Linked DNA regions of Mus musculus: all the other regions are linked to region 1. A link is a loop called in an ENCODE intact Hi-C map of the cell type or tissue named here. Cell type or tissue: heart. All regions are shown on one strand. Each heading gives the region's core, and the rest is flanking DNA. Links, peaks and the distances in the headings are about the cores only.

Region 1 (5,666 bases), core at 366-5,365:
GTACAATCTTAGTTTAGTAACAGTCAAAGCATACAGTCTGAAACCTTTAATAGAATTTCTTACTTTGTATATTTAAATACAAACTGAGCCGTCCTCAGTAGATTAAAGCAGAAAATAAAAATTATGAAAACAAAGTTATAAAAAGTGAGACCAGACAACTGCTAATTGACTCCATAGAACTGTCACTCAAAGAATAGGAGGGCCTATGTGGTTTTTTGTTTTGATTTTGGTGTGTGTGTGTGTTTGTGTGTGAATGTGTGTGTGTGTGTTTGTGTGTGTGTGTGTGTGTGTGTGTGTACATGTATTTTATTGTGTGGATCAGAGGACCACTTGCAGACATCCATGCTATGTTTCTACCATGTGAATCCTAAGGATTCAACTCCTTTGTTAGGACTGATGGTGAGTAAATTTACCAGCAAAGTCTCAGTGGCCTGAGCCTGGTTTATGAATTCCATAGCATAATTTTGAGAGAGAGAAGAAAACATGCTACATGGATGCAGTGGTGTGTGTGTGTGTGTGTGTGTGTGTGTAATTTTAACATCTCAAAAGACTCTGTGATAAGAAATAGTAATAGAACAATAAAACGCTTAGGCTGAGACAAGAGTCTACACACAATTAAAATGTGAGCCTTAAGAAATTAAAATGGTTCTTACAAACGGAGGTGTTTCTGAACAGCACAATTGAAAAAGATATATCTCACAAGACAATCTTCAAGTTGAGTTTTACAAATTGAAGATTATTTAACTGATAGTCTGTAAGTGGTAGTTAATTGTAAAAGGTTCATGCTTGCTTACAAACCATTACACTGTATGCAAAAGAATAGTATTGCCAATTACCCAAGCCAGCCGATATTGAAGAATTGAGAATAATGATGATAGATTTCCTGATCTGGGAGAAATTTCACTCATTTATGACTCTGCATTCTAGCTAAAGTCAAAGTCTTTTGTGATTAGACATGTATTATATTTGGTTCTATGTATGGAAACATAAGCAAAGGTCAATATATAAAAACAAAAGGTTTTTAAAGTTGGGCATTTACCTGAGAGAAAATGAACTAATAGAGGAAAAAATGAAAATGATATTTTCTGCATGTGAACATGATATTTTTTCTTGCAACAAACAGCATTTTTATACACCCCAGCCAATACCACTTCCCTTTAACCCATGAGAAACTGTTTTATTTTTCTCCCTGCTGCTACTTGAGAAGTCTGTGTAACTAAAATGCATTAAGGTAAGCAGGATTTGCGTGGACATCAATCCACTGGAAAGGCTCCCAGCAGGCCACTTGTAATGTCAATAAAGACTCATAATTGCTTGCTCCTTGATGCATTTTAGACTTGGCTCTTTGGTTGCCTGTCCTGCAGAGATTAGGTTCTCAAAACTTAGGAGACTTAACTTCCTAAACCTTGAATAGAAACTGACACACATAAACAGGGTCTTATACTAAGCTCTGTTGGTTTACTTTTAAAGACCTCAGCAGCTAGGCAAAGGTTCTAGAACCTCGGGTTTTAAGCAAGGGTCATGTCTTTCTACTTAATGCTGCTCCTTGAGTCACTCTGAATTCTTCCTAAGTCCAAGGATACCCAAATCCTGGTGGTGAGCCTTCTCATTTGCTGATGTGGAAAGTGCAAACTTAATGGGCTAATGGACTAGCAAAGGTACTGCTCAGTGAAGGAGCAGGAAGTCAGACTTCAGAGCCTCTGGAATCCTGGGGCCAAGGCACACAGATAGGAAGGAGTCTGGTTTCCAGGCTCTGTCTCCTGCTGAGGAAGCATGTAGATGTTAGGTGTGATAAGCCTGAGCAGTCAGCTCTCTTGAATGTGCCAGAAACTAGGAATGGAGAGGTGCTCAGCTAGAATACTCAGAAAGCGCGCCAGCTGCACAATACAATAGAAGTAAAAAAAAAAAAAAAAAAAAAAAAAAAAAAAAAAAAAAAAAGGTAGGCGGGAAGAGGGGTGAAAATCAGAGCCCAATACACTTCAGTTGGATTTTCAAGAGGAGCCTGCCTTTCCTGCTTTTTACCCTTCCTTTCTTCTTCCCTAGGATTACGAATGTGTTGGTGGGTGTGCCGGAGGACGCTGCCTTTTCTCAGAATTCTGGTCTCAGCAGTGAAGTTTAAATGGCATTGGATTTGCCTTCACTTCGTGAGGAGTTTCCAAACGACAACGCGTGGGTCACAGAAGTGTCCATAATGTTCGTAAGGATGCCTCCGACTTCACTTGCTTACCTCAAGCTTCAAGCTGGGATCCTCATTACCCATCCACTCTGCGGGCGAGATCAGCTCATCAGCTCCTGTGAATAATCGTATTTTCCAGACAGAGTTGTGCACTGAATAATGAACGTTCCCCTTCCACTTCCCTGTTGGATTTCACTGTGCTTCGGTCGGGTTTATTCGCCCGTGCGTTTACGTATGTTTAGCAAACACGCTTTGAATGATAGGCTGCTTTCTCGAGCTATCCTTATCCCTAGCCATTGCGTTCCTCTGGTGGGATGAGTCTCATCTTTCTCAGATGAGATGAATGCTGGTGTCGAAGCTGGCGGATCTGGAGCCTTGACGTTTGGGCGTCCTAGGAGATAGTGTGGTTCTGTGTGTGTCTGTGGTTTGGGGGCATGTGCGCAAGAACGCGTCCGCGTGCGACTGTGAGCTTCCTCCACCCGGCATAGTGCAGACCGAGCTCACAACGACTCTCCGAGCAGCCGCCAGTAACGCAAGGCAACAGCAGCCTCCGCCCCCTCAGCACGGTGATTGGCTGGCCTTGCTTATCGTTTCCCTGCTACGGCGAGGAAAGGGCCAGTGACGCCCCCGAGCCCAGCTGCAGAAGAAACCGCCACCTCCAATGCACAAGGTGTCACATTTGAAAAGAAACCTGAGCCCCAGGGAGGCGGCGCAGAGCGACCCGGGCCCGGTAAGCGCTAACTGCGCGGCAGGGAGCTGGGCAGCGCTGGAGAACCGGGAGAGCTCCACCGCTGAACATCCTAGCGACCTGATTCTGGGATCTCGGCTCCACGCTCCCTTCGCAATTTTCAGATTTCTCCCCCTTGATTATCATCCCAAAACGGAGCCTTTATACCAGGAGAAGGTGCCTGAGCTGGGACAACCAGGACTTTCCCGGGCACCCAAGATGCGCTCAATTAGAAAACGGTGGACCATCTGCACTATAAGTCTACTCCTGATCTTTTATAAGACAAAAGAAATAGCCAGAACTGAGGAGCACCAAGAGACGCAACTCATCGGGTAAATGCATGTTCAAGGATATGACACCAAATCAAGCCATAGTGAAGTGTGCTTAGAGCCGGGAGAGTGACGTTTTTGGAGTGCTGTGTGTATTGGTTTGGGCGTGCTTGTGCAGAGTGTCATGAATTAAATAACAAAGGCTCTTTGGAGGTGTGTGTGCATGTTTCCCATGCTGGTTCTAGGATGAGTTTAACTTGCCCTGTGCAATGGTGGTGGTGGTGGTGGTGGTGGTGGTGGTGGTGGTGGTGGTGGTGGTGAAAGATGTATTGGCACAGGGTGCAGCTCACCAAAGAAGTCACTGCAGAAGTGTCAACAAAGAACGAGTGCCCTTGTCAGTTTAACGCTTGAGCAGAATTCAGAGATGTCTTTACTCCTCAAGCCTTCTCTTTCTTTCTTTCCTTCTGTGTCCCGCCAGTCTATGAGGACACCATAAAAAGCGGCGTTCTCCAAAGTTTATGGTCACAGAAGTGAAGTGGGTCTTTACTCTTTTTTGTTTGTTTTTGTTGGGGGAGGGGACGCCTGTAAGATCTATTTTCTTTCTTTCTTTCTTTCTTTCTTTCTTTCTTTCTTTCTTTCTTTAAGTTAGACATTTCAGTATCAATAAGGAAAATTCCTTATTCACTCCTCTACGTATAAAACTCCCGGGTTTCATGGTTACAGTTTTAGAAGGGAACTGGGAACTGCGCCTTTACAGACCATATCTGCTCTTTTTTTTTGAGTTTGTCAAGATGTGATCAAAATCTCCGCCCCATTAAGTTCTGTAAATATCTCACTTCCTTCCTCTCTCCCCTGGCTTCTCTGCCTTTGAAGTCTATCCGGGAGCAGAGCGAGCGATTTGTAACTTCTTGTCTCTGACAAGGCTTGGAAGCGCACATCTGAGGATATGGCCCTGTTGTCAACTCTGTTAAAAGTCCTGTTTCGGAAATCCTCCCAAGTCCGGAGCTTTCCACAGTCGGAAACTGCACTGGCTGAGATTTCCTTCTGTTTTTACATTGTCTCTGGCATCTTTGAAACGAAGAAGGATGCTTTGGCATTTTTGTGTGTGCGCGGTTTTGTGTGGGGGGCGGGGCAGAGAGCTTCTCAAACACACACTAGGAAACTTTACGCAGCTCTTTTCTTAATATCCCCGCTCCTCTCTGAGTAATCAGTCACAATGAAGTGAGTAAGACGCAGGTGTATCCTCCCGGAAGGACTTGCTATTCTGCATAAAGCTAATAGTACTAGGCTCAAAGGGGACTCTAGGAGAAAGGAACACTAATAAGGAGTGGGCCGAATGGTCCTTATGCTTCAACAAACCTATTCAAGGTTTGTATGAGAGGAAAAATAAATACATACATACATAAATAAAAAGAATTAGGTGAAGTCGTTTACCTAGAAGTGGATGGTTGGAAAATCCATGTCAATGGTGGAAAAGAAAAATTGGGAGGGGTGTGAATAAACCCAGCAGACCTGTTTTTGCCAGGCAGACAAAGGGGTCTTGAAGGTGGTGAACCCGCGCGTGGGAACTCCTGGGAGAGGCGGAGGCTGGGGCTTGCGAATCGAGGCTCTTTGTTCCCTTCAGAACTGATTGGGTTCCAAGGAGCCGGCGCTTAGACAAAGCGGCCAAGCTTCTACAGGACTCCAGTGGTTTGGGACCCTAGCGAGCAGGAGTGGGCGTGGTGATGAACACTATGTCCAAACCCTGCAAAGGAGTCATTCCCTTGCTCGGATAAATTGCCTCCAGGAAGGAGGCCTGTATCCCGGGTGCCCCAAAGGAAAATATCAGATCCAGGACACTCCACGTTTCACAGTGACATTTATTCTCTGGCCTTTTTGGAAATCAAGGGAGGGTCTGCACAGCCCTGGCATCAGAGGAGCTGCAGCCCCACAGTCACACAGCGACTGGGTTAGCTCTACTGAGCTGTGCCTCCGCACCCTTTGCAAGCTGAGCTGCCAGTTCTTTCTTCCCAGTTCCTATGAGAAGGCTTGAGGCCAGCGCTTGAGTTATCAAAACAGGAAGAGAGGTGTACCGGGTGCCGTGCTGGTGTCTACCCTTTCTTCTACAAGAACTAGTAGTCAGAGCAGGATAATGAGAAGACTGGTGTGTGTGTGTGTGTGTGTGTGTGTGTGTGTGTGTGTGTGTGTGTGTGTGTGTGTGTGTTTCGTGTGTGTTTCGTGTGTGTTTCGTGTGTGAGCATCATTTCAGAAAGAAGTAAGCCTGCCTTCATTTGTGACAGTCAAGCAAACAAACAAACAAAAAAATTCACATTCAAAGCTCCTCCTCTTTAATTAAAGCCCGCAACTGCAGCTTTTTTGAACAAGGCAGAGACAGGGTTGTGGAGACAGTCCTCACCCACGTGCTGGAGAAATCCTGACTGCTCTGGGCTTCCAGACTCAGGCACAGGGTGGGGCCAGTGTTACCAAGAGCAGTGCAGGGTAGCTGGGGTCTCTG
Region 2 (5,666 bases), core at 291-5,290, 210 kb after region 1:
GTAAGCTATAAAAAGTAAAATTGTACTTCGTGTCTCCCCTACAAAATAAAATAAAACTAAAATATGGAACTACATAAAAACATTGAGCAATTAAATAGATTTTAAATAAAGTATAAAGTTTCTAATCACAAATGAAATAATATAGTATATCAAAAGTTGTAAAGAAGTAGGAGCAAAGCTACATGCATCAAAAGGAAAATAATCTCAAGCAACCTATGAGCATGCCTCAAAGAGGCAAAAAGAAAAAATCTCAAGTCCATATTTCAAAAGAAATTATAAAAATCAAAGCATAAATAAAGAATAAATAGGAAACATATTACAAGTACATCCAGATTAGAAAATAACATGTTTAGTTATTCGTGTTTGGAGATAACATAATTTTCAACATATAAAAACCCAATATATTCAAACAAAACCTATTTGTCTTATAAACAACTATAAGTGAAGTTACAAGATACAAATTCAACCTGAATTAGTAGCAATTCTAGAGATGAAAATGGACTTTTCTGTGAAAGAAATTGAGAAAGTGGTTTGATTTATACAAGTTACAAAAGGAATAAACATTTAATAACAAAATTTAAGCAAGGCATCAAAGTACCTTGGCAATGAAAATGACAGAACACTATTGAAATAAATTGCCCAAGACACAAAGGAAAACAAAGATATACCTTGCTCATGAATCAGAATAATTCCAAACAAATAGACTACTCAAAGAAATCTGGAAAGCCAATGCAATTCATCACAATACTGAACTTTCACAGTAGAACACTGAATCAAAACTCATCAAAGATCTAATGTGAAACCTGAAATGCTGAATCTGCTGCAGGAAAACAGAGTCAGGACCAATCACACCTGTAGGACAGGACTTACTGAATAGAACTTGATATGTCCCCAAATTACCGCCAACAATAAACAAGAGGACATCACAAAACTAAAAAGCTTCTGTGAAGCAAAAGAAACAGTCAAATGGATGAAAAGGAAGGCCGGAAAATGGGAGAGAATGTTTGTCTGCTATACAACTGACAAAAACTCAATATCCAGAATTATGCAAAGAACTCAAAAACGAAGAGTCAGAAAAAAAAAAAGTCTCATTAGTAGAGAACAACTAAAAGTATATCAAAAATGTTCATCACTAGCAATTAGGGAAATGGAAAACAAAACAATTTTGAGACTTAAACCTCCCTTAGAACGGCCACGATCAATGGAACAATAGAACAATAGACAACAAATGCTGGAAGGGACATGGTAAGTTAAAGCAACAGATGTGCTCCTCCTTCTCTCTCTCTCTCTCTCACACACACACACTTGCACATACACGCACACACACGCACGCACGCACACACACACACACACACACACACACACACACGCATGCACGCACGCATGCACGCACATGTGACACAAATAGAGGCACATGCGCAAGTACGCATGTGCACATACACAAACTCCATGCACACACACCAATCTGTCTTCAGATCTTGGGCTCAGGATGAGAGACCAGGAGACCAGGGATGCTGTTGGGCTTCACTTCTAAAGAAAAAAATCTAAAGATAGTAGCAAATGCATCAGGGAAAACAAAATGCTCATGTCAAATATCTTGGTTAGTGAAAAGAGTGAATCAATACCACTCCCAATGAATCTGCAAAACAGAGTTCTAATGTCAGTGTAAATGCAAAATAAATAAGTTTCTGCTACTGAACAAAGAAACAGAAATAATGTACTCCTAATGGCTATGCCAAAGTTTTATTGAGACAATCAGGTCACAGGGTTGCCCCTCCTCTTTCTCTAATGTGTCATGTATGAATTCCTAGGTTTATGTTGTTTTATTCATTTATAATTCACTAACCAATTAACTGATACACATTTACTGACTATTGATACAATGTCTCATGGTCTCCTGGGACAGGTGAAAGTTCTGCACACACCAGAGTCTGAATTAAATCTAACATAGTTCTTCTCACACAGTCTCCCTACTTGATCTCTTTACCTATGATTTTCCTTTACTCTACTCAGGGTTATTATGTTTCTAATTATATAACATTTATATAAAGTTATACAATACTATATATTATAAAATTGTATTATATAGTGATAATTTGATAATTATGGGAATGGTCACCTACTATAGAAGCAAGTTAATATCACTATAAATCACACCCTATAATGTCTAGTGACAAAATACTTAGGATTTGCTATACACAATTTTTTTTTTCTGTGCACTCACCTAAATCAAGTGATTCCCAATTCCTTTGACAACAAACGTTCATCTTTTGTTTTTGCTCTTATGTCCTAAAGCAGTACCTTCCTGTGTTTGTTGAAACTAAGTGAACTGAATTGAAATGTTTAAAACACCCATTCCAAACTTGTTCTACTCAAACTGTAAGCTATCTGGAAACTTACTAAGAATTCCATTTGGGATTTCTTGTTTCTGGCTCCGGCTCTTTGAATGCATTCCAGAAAAATCCTCTTTAACTTGTATACAGAAGCTTGAAACAAGAACAGAGGTTTAAATATAGAAAACAATAGCCCTTTGGATTTGGTTTCCTGAATTCTTTTAATAGTTTCAAGTGAAAGAAGATCTTGACAGCAGGGTTCCCAATACAATGGTGTTTGGCCAAACAAAATGAACATATAAATCACAAATTTATAATCGCAGAAATGCTATTGATTTGGATAAACTATGGCTTTTAAACTTAATTTTTGTTCACAATATATGAGTTAGCAAATAGCAAATCTAAAGATATTTACAAGCTAAATAATTGTTCTGATCTTCCAGGATGGTTATCAATACCCACCATCAATTTGTTTAGGAATAGAAAAATAATCTTTAAAAATTACCTTGACAAATAAAACTTCTGTTCTGACAAGTTATCTAGATCTGTAATTGACATAATGGCAGGAGTGGATAACCACAGAGAACCTGGAACTGCCACAGGGGTAATGACATTGTCATGGGATGAGAATTCATCCTCCAAGTTGTATGTCATTCTCAAAATTATGTCTCACCACCAGGCCAAATTAAGAGATTGTTAAGAACTAAGTATGTCAAAGCAAGGCAAAAGAAATCTATGCATTCATTTTTTGCAAATGTTATTGCTACTACACGTAAGCATGCATAAGATATATCCTTAAGGTTATATACTAATAAATGTATATGTTATCAAAGTGATTCATATTGTAATAAAACAGAAAAACAAGATTTGCGACATCTGCTTTTTACAGCTCTAGACTTTAAAAAGCAAAACCTGTCTTCGCAGCTGGAATCTGCAATCAGGACACTTGGAAACCTTAAGCAGGAGGTCACTGCAAGTGTCAGCCCAGCAGAGCATTGTAGAGAGATTGAGATGGGGAGGGTGGAGTGTATGGGGAGTAGACAAAGAGAACTAGAAAGTATTAAATAAACAGTAAGCATAAAATTATAGATGTTTCTGAACATGTAAAGTACTTGTAACAAGGAGACTTGAGTTATTAAATTTCAAAGACAAACATGAGTGAATCAAGCAAAATGCAAAAATATTATTTTATTTTGCTTTTTGGAAGTATTATTCTCACATGTATTCTCATATGCAGAAGTAAAACAATGAATTCTCCAAGGACCTAAGGAAACAGACAAGGCATTTTTCCAAAACTAAGTCCTTAGGACTGTTATTATATAGGGTGGCCTTGGACTTCAGATTTTCCTGGGTCATCTCACCTTGTACATGCCTTGGCTTCCATTTTAATAGTTTACTTCCTGAAGACTGAACATTTTGTGTCTCAACTTCCTTAAAATATATTCTTAATACCAAATATTCATGGCAGTACAATATTAATCATCAGAACAGACCCATATATTTTAAATTAAAGAAATAATAAGACAGATATTGAATTAGGATAATTTGTCTAAAGCAACTGCAACTATAATAAGTAAAGGTTCCTTTTGCTTTTATTTATGTATTTTTTTAGACTTTCATATGTGAATATGGTATTTAAACCATTTCTATCCCTCTCTCTCCCCAACATCTCCTCCTTTATCTGCCTTGCTTCTGTGTCTTAAATTCCTGGTCTCTTATTCTTTAACTATTATATTTGAAATACACACACACACACTACATGTGTGTCAATTTGCACATACATTTCTATTTATATGAATTTATAAATATAACACATTGAGTATCTTTAGTGTTGCTTATAGATACAGATACAGATATAGATAGATGTAGGATAGATGTAGATATAGTGTGTGTGTGCGTGTGTGTGTGTGTGTGTGTTTGTGTGTCTTTAGAAATGACCACTTGGGATTAGGTAATCTATTGCAGAGAAGTTTGTCTCCAGAGAGGATGTAGTCTCCCTCCATCAGCAGCCATTAATTTCTTGTAGCTCTTCATTTAATGGTGTGGTCTTGTGAGATTTCCCTCTTCTATGTTTGAATGCTAGCTAGGATTATTATTTTTTTCAGGTCTTAGCAAATGCAATGTCAACACATTAGTAAGACACATATTATCAAGCTGGCTTAGGTAATAATAAATAACATTGTATGAACTTTGGTGACTCCAAGAAACAGATGATAAAACAAATCGTTTATCACAATTGATAGAACTTTTGAAGTGTTATAGGAAAGATGAAAAGGAAAAAGAACAGATCTATCTATCTATCTATCTATCTATCTATTAATCACATGAATTAAAAACAAAAACCTAAAGGATTGACAACTGGTCGACCTCATATTTATGTATTTATGTATTTATTTATTTATGTATTTATGTATTTATGTATGTATGTATGTATGTATGTATGTATTTATTTATTTATTTATTTATTTATTTATTTATTTATTTATTTTCGTTTTTCGAGACAGGGTTTCTCTATAGACCAGGCTGGCCTCGAACTCAGAAGTCCGCCTGCCTCTGCCTCTGCCTCTGGAGTGCTGGAATTACAGCTACCACTGCCCGGCGACCTATTATTATAAGTATTTATATAGAACAATTAAGAACAAAGTAGCATTTCTTGCTTTGTTGCTGATTTCTAAAAACATATAATAGTTTTAGCTTTATCATTTACTTCAAACATTAATTTGTTAATTTACTTACTCCTTATGCAAATACATTTAGAGTATGTACTGAGTGCATAATATACAGATCTGCTCACAATGCTGGCAAATTGAACAAGAAAACAGGAAAATTTAAAACTTACTGCAGCTTGTAAGTTAGTATTCCAATAGAATTAACTTAGGTTAAGTTAGAAAAAATGGTTATGATCATGTAACAGTGAACTATGACCATGAATTAGGTACCCAAAGACTGAATTGTTATAATGTTACTTCAGTGAAATTTGCATCTAGAAATAATATGTTATAGCAAGAGGACAAATATTTCATCTATGTACACAATGGTTCCTATGGTTTGCCATCATATTTCAGGTGGGGCAGGTAAGTTTGCGTTCATAAATCGTCTCAGCATTTTCCATAGAAAACATTTCAGGAAAGCTTGTGTAGGAATATTAGAATTTGATTTTTAACTCCTAATAATACGATATAATTTGTAAATTAATCACCTTCCCTTTGTCTATAAAGTTCACCTTAACACTGGAGTGACAAGAAAACCACCTGAGGGACAGTGGTCAGCACTACGCGTGAGAAGGCACAGGAGCATTTCCTCGCACAGTTTTGCATGCAGTAACACTCTGAT
Region 3 (5,666 bases), core at 291-5,290, 96 kb before region 1:
AATAGATGTTGGTTCGCATTTTGCCTACTATTAAATGTTACCTAATCTATATTAATTCAGTTTCTATATTTTCATAACCACAATCACTGTCCCTTTGAGCTTAAACTCCTTTCTAAAGCAGAAAACAGAAAGAGAGAGACAGCCCAAAAGTTAAGAGCACTGGCTGCTCTTCTAGAGAACTTGAATTTGATTCCCAGAACTCTACAGTCCTTAACTCTAAAACCAGGACATCTGACACCATTTTCAGAACTCTGCAGGCCCTGCACATGCATAACGCCTGCCACAATCAGTATCTGGAGGAGAAAGTTCTCCAGACATTCAAAGCAATGCCTATTACATTTTAATTTATTTACAAATTTATTTAGACCATTATTACTATATTATCATCTATTAAACATGTCTTCAGCCAAACTGTTTTTCATTTTTTCTACACAATTATAATAAATTTTACTGAATTTTAATATTACCTCTTTGTCCTCTACAGTTTGAATAGTACATGAGAGAATTTTAATAATGATAGCAAAATATTTTAAAGTATAGATGAAACATTAAACTTTTGAAATATTTTGAAGAATTTTCTTGAAACACTGTAATTTAGAGAGAGTTATAAGATTATTAATAATTGTACTTCTTTAAGAATAAGTATATTTAGTAATAGAATTAAATTACTAATTATTCACATTAGGATATTTTGAACATTTTAAAAGTCATTGATGTTCATCAGGGAAATGCAAATCAAAACAACCCTAAGATTCTACCTCACACTAGTCAGAATGGCTAAGATCAAAAATTCAGGTGACAGCAGATGCTGGCGAGGATGTGGAGAAAGAGGAACACTCCTCCATTGTTGGTGAGATTTCAAACTTGTACAACCACTCTGGAAATCAGTCTGGCGGTTCCTCAGAAAATTGGACATAGTACTACCGGAGGATCTCGCAATACCTCTCCTGGGCATATATCCAGAAGATGTTCCACCTGGGAAGATGGACACAAGCCCCACTATGTTCATAGCAGCCTTATTTATAATAGCCAGAAGCTGGAAAGAACCCAGATGCCCCTCAACAGAGGAATAGATACAGAAAATGTGGTACATTTACACAATGGAGTACTACTCAGCTATTAAAAAGAACGAATTTATGAAATTCCTAGGCAAATGATTGGACCTGGAGGGCATCATCCTGAGTGAAGTAACACAATCACAAAAGAACTCAAATAATATGTTCTCACTGATAAGTGGATATTAGCCCAGAAACTTAGGATACTCAAGATATAAGATACAATTTGCAAAACACATGAAACTCAAGAAGAACGAAGACCAAAGTGTGGACACTTTGCCCCTTCTTAGAATTGGGAACAAAACACCCATGGAAGGAGTTACAAAGACAAAGTTTGGAGTTGAAACAAAAGGATGGACCATCTAGAGACTGCCATATCCAGGAATCCATCCCATAATTAGCCTCCAAACCCTGACACCATTGCATACACTAGCAAGATTTTGCTGAAAGGACCTGATATAGCTGTCTCTTGTGAGACTATGTCGGGACCTAGCAAACACAGAAGTGGATGCTCACAATCAGCTATTGAATGGACCACAGGGCCCCCAATGGAGGAGGTAGAGAAAGTACCCAAGGAGCTAAAGGGAACTGCAACCCTATAGGAGGAACAACATTATGAACTAACCAGTACCCCGGAGCTCTTGACTCTAGCTGCATATGTATCGTCGGCCATCACTGGAAAGAGAGGCCCATTGGTTATGCAAACTTTATATGCCCCAGTACAGGGGAATGCCAGCGCCAAAAAGTGGGAATGGGTGGGTGGGGGGGGGGAATATGGGGGACTTTTGGGATAGCATTGGAAATGTAAATGAGGAAAATACCTAATAAAAATATTTTTTAAAAAGTCATTGATGTTTTAAGCCTAAAAATCACCTCTAAGATCAAGACTAGTGAAATATTTTTTTTAAAAATATGTTCCATAAAAAATCTTCTATAAGTTTAATTCATGCTTTATACCATATGAAGGGAAAACATGAAAACAATTTGAAAATAAACCTCTAATCCTGAATCATGATGAACTTCACAAACAGAAAACAATTCTCAGTGGTCATACCAGCTCCAAACACAGGAGCGCACACATAGGAAGGGTTGCCCTTCAGGGTAGAGTATTCTTGATATGTTAGTGCATATACAACCTCAGACCAACTCGTCTAGTGAGGACTGGTGCTAATTAAAACCAGCAATAGTGGATGGCTTGCTGTGTGATGTCAAGAAAAGTCCAGTGGGGATCCAAAGTGTCATAAAGTGAAAGACAGAAGTCAAGAAACTCATTCCAGGTGTACAGGAATGTGATGCTAATGAAGATTAGGACTCTGGGGGTAAAATCTAAGGTCAAGAATTAAGTAGTTTGTTTCAGGAGAAACATGCATTGATATTCTGAAGAATAAAAAAAGAGAAGGAAACAAAGAATATTTCATGGTCTTTCTTGTCACCCCAGTGTCAAACCAATGGTTAAAGTATGGCTATATACACACTATCTTCTAAACATTTATCCCCTTACTTGATATCGTCCTCCAGGAAACCATCAGGGTGAAACCCTGTGGCCAGCTTCTCTTGCCTTGCTTCTCAGCATAAGCACCATGCAAACTCCAACCTCAGTGGGATCCCAGAATTCATCTTTAAACAGACAATGCATTCTTTGAAATTATCATTCTTAAAAATTACACTTCTAATTTTTCTTTATGTTATTTTATATGCCACTTAAGACCAGCCATGTCTCCCGTCACTTGCTCTGGTATCACTTTACCACATTCTCTAGTGTTCTGTAATGCAGAGGACATTCTTGCCTATCTTAAAACACAAGTACTGAAGTCAAAACATTTATCTTTTCCTGACATTCCAGAGCCGCTTTCTGATGATCCAGCTGTCACTCATCTTTAAACTCTTCTCCAGGAATCACAGGAGCAGATACCTGAATACATGATCCTTCTTAAATAATAAATTACAAATATGACCCTGATTGTGAGCACTGTTCATCTTTCATTTTCTCTTATATTTCAGCTCAATGTAATTCAAGAACATTGTTAAAATTCTCTTCATTTACATTATACCATGCATTAAAATTCTCCATACTATCATCTATAATTTGGCTATTGTTCTAGTGATTTTAACACTGGAACTTTACCATGGCTTTCAACAGCACTGTTTCAGTACAAACAACTCACATTTGCTTGTGGAATTTTAATTTTAAAATTCTCCTTAACATAGGCAGAATTCAAGTGCTTAAACTTTTGTAAATATATTATAGTTAATGGAAATTTTTAGTCTAAGTCATTTTCCCCAGTATAACGTCATTGTTTTTGCTACATTAAAGTACATTGGCTTCATATCCTGTTTACACACTGTGAAGGAATAGTATCTGTAACTCCCAGGGGAAAAAAGGCTCTACTCCTGGTCCAGAATGCAGTATGCCACTCTGCCTCTAGGTGGAGCTCTGATTTCTTTCTGTGCCACACAAACCTTTCTGTCATAGTTCCTTAAAACACCAAAGGAAGACAAATAACCTACATAAATGAAAAATAGAGATTGTAATCCACAAACCTATAAATGTGCTGCATTCCTATAGCTGAAACGTTGCCATATTAAAAATCCATTTAAATAAGACATATTTTTTTTCAGGAAGCCTGGTGATAAGAAAGAATATCTTAGTAATTTAATATCCTACTACTCCACACACAAATTTATCTTGAAAAACATGATGAATTTTAGAATATGAATATAAGTAAAGCATAAATCTTAAATTTAAGATTAACCATTATGTCAAATGTTGAGTTGTGCATGTCATTTATATAAATATTAAACTTGATGAATAACAATTTCAGTATCTATGATATACATATATATACACACATATCACTAATATTTCTGTTGTATGAAACAGGCACAGATTAAAAAGAAATATGTTTTCATCTGTTTTGACAACAAAATAAATCAATGTATTATGGCATTATTATTCTGTGAGTCATCAAAAATTACAACTGAGTTATTGAAAAAATCCTCAAATGAATGTCAAATGACTTTATTTGCCTTGTTTGATTTTTTTGCTGAAAACAATAAAACATACCTATCTAATCTATGAACCAATGACAACATATAAAGTTGGTACCTTTTAGCTCACTGCATCATTATTTGTCTATTTCACAATTATCTGTGGTGTGTTGATGCTTATTTTATCTCTAGCTCTTAAATATTGATACAGACTCAATAAAGTCTGACCACAGATTTTCATCTAATACATTCAATTAAAATAAGAGCTGAGAGTAGGTTCTATTAGTGTTATATACTAAGTACCTGAGTGTAAAAGTCAGAAAAATAAATAATTCTGAGAAACTTCTGAATCCAATAATAAGGGAGATAAATGGTACTAACTCCACAGCCAGTCCTACAGCACCCAGAGGAGGCTCCACTCCCAGGCACTCTAGCATGCCCAGGATCTTAGGATCAGGGGTGAGCAGGACACAACATCTGTTCTAAAACCACCAGGAATAACTGGGAACAGCAGGATCCAGGAGCACAGGAATCATGCCCAACCAGTGGCTCTGGTTCCTTCTGATCTGCCCTGATTTACCTTGGATGCTATCTCTGCAACCAGTCTCACAGCACCAGAGGAGACTCAAATCCCAGGAGCTCTAACACATCCTGGATCCCAGGAGCTTGGTCACACAAGAATCTGAACATTTCAGAGGCAGCTTAACTCTCAGGAAGTCTGAAACACCCAGAATCTTAGGAATCACAGGCTCACAGAGACAGCTAGACTCTGAGGAGTTCTGACACAACCAGGATTATAGGAAGGACAGGCTCCAGTCAGATATATCGAGGGCAGGTAGTACTAGAGATAATCAGGTAGTGGGAGGCAAGCATAAGAACATAAGCAACAGAAACCAAGGTTACTTGGCATCATCAGAACCCAATTATTTTTCCATAGCAAGTCCGGGATACCCCAACACACCACACCAGAAAAACAAGACTCAGACCTAAAATCCCTTCTCATGATGATAATAGAGGACTTTAAGAAGGACATGACTAACCCCCTTAAAGAAATACAGGAGAACACAGGTAAACAGGTAGAAACCTTTAAAGAGGAAACATAAAACTTCCTTAAAGCATTATAGGAAAACACAATCAAACAGGAGAAGGAAGTGAACAAAACCATCCAAGATCTAAAAATGGAAATAGAAACAGTAAAGAAAACATAAAGGGAGACAACCCTGAGGTTGGAAAATCTAGGAAGGAGATCAGGAACCATAGATGCAAGCATCACCAACAGAATACAAGAGCTAAAAGAGAAAATTTGAGAGGCAGAAGATGCCATAGAACACATTGACACAACAGCCAAAGAAAATGCAAAATACAAAAAAATCCTAACCCAAAACATCTAGGAAATCTAGGATACAATGAGAAGACCAAATCTAAGGATAATAGGTATAAAAGAGAGCAGAGATTCCCAACTTAAAGGGCCAGTAAATATCTTCAACAAGATTATAGAAGACTTCCCTACCTAAAGAAAGAGATGACCATCAACATACAAGAAACCTACAGAACTCCAAATAGACTGGACCTGAAAAGAAATTCTTCCTGTCACATGATAGTCAAAACACCAAACACACTAAA

What was found. Hi-C counts contacts between places; a loop is a spot of excess contacts. Peaks named below come from ENCODE experiments on the same cell type or tissue, not always from the same donor. Only the 100,000 strongest peaks of a DNase experiment are listed, where the experiment ranks them.
Region 2: it touches region 1 in a loop (13-fold over the local background); 7 of 42 quality-filtered maps call a loop at or near these places.
Region 3: a loop joins it to region 1, with 5 times the contacts of the local background. A loop is called at or near these places in 9 of 42 quality-filtered maps.

The regions. Positions count from the first base shown.
Region 1 is chr1:95,664,718-95,670,383 of GRCm38, reverse strand. It overlaps St8sia4 (ST8 alpha-N-acetyl-neuraminide alpha-2,8-sialyltransferase 4), which reads left to right and starts at 2,790. Exons shown (of 5, transcript NM_009183.2): 1 at 2,790-3,235. The coding sequence starts at 3,123. It overlaps Gm30431 (predicted gene, 30431), which reads right to left and starts at 2,683. Exons shown (of 4, transcript NR_166710.1): 1 at 2,228-2,683. In heart, for the core only: no CTCF peak of the experiment used is centred there; DNase peaks (open chromatin) are centred at 1,763, 2,733, 4,143 and 5,143; H3K4me3 peaks cover 3,343 bases; H3K27ac peaks cover 526 bases; H3K27me3 peaks cover 1,857 bases.
Region 2 is chr1:95,451,221-95,456,886 of GRCm38, reverse strand. No RefSeq gene overlaps it. Among named protein-coding and RNA genes, the nearest start is that of Fam174a, 140 kb to the right of the region's middle. In heart, for the core only: no CTCF peak of the experiment used is centred there; a DNase peak (open chromatin) is centred at 4,896.
Region 3 is chr1:95,760,246-95,765,911 of GRCm38, reverse strand. No RefSeq gene overlaps it. Among named protein-coding and RNA genes, the nearest start is that of 4930598F16Rik, 47 kb to the right of the region's middle. In heart, for the core only: no CTCF peak of the experiment used is centred there; no DNase peak of the experiment used is centred there.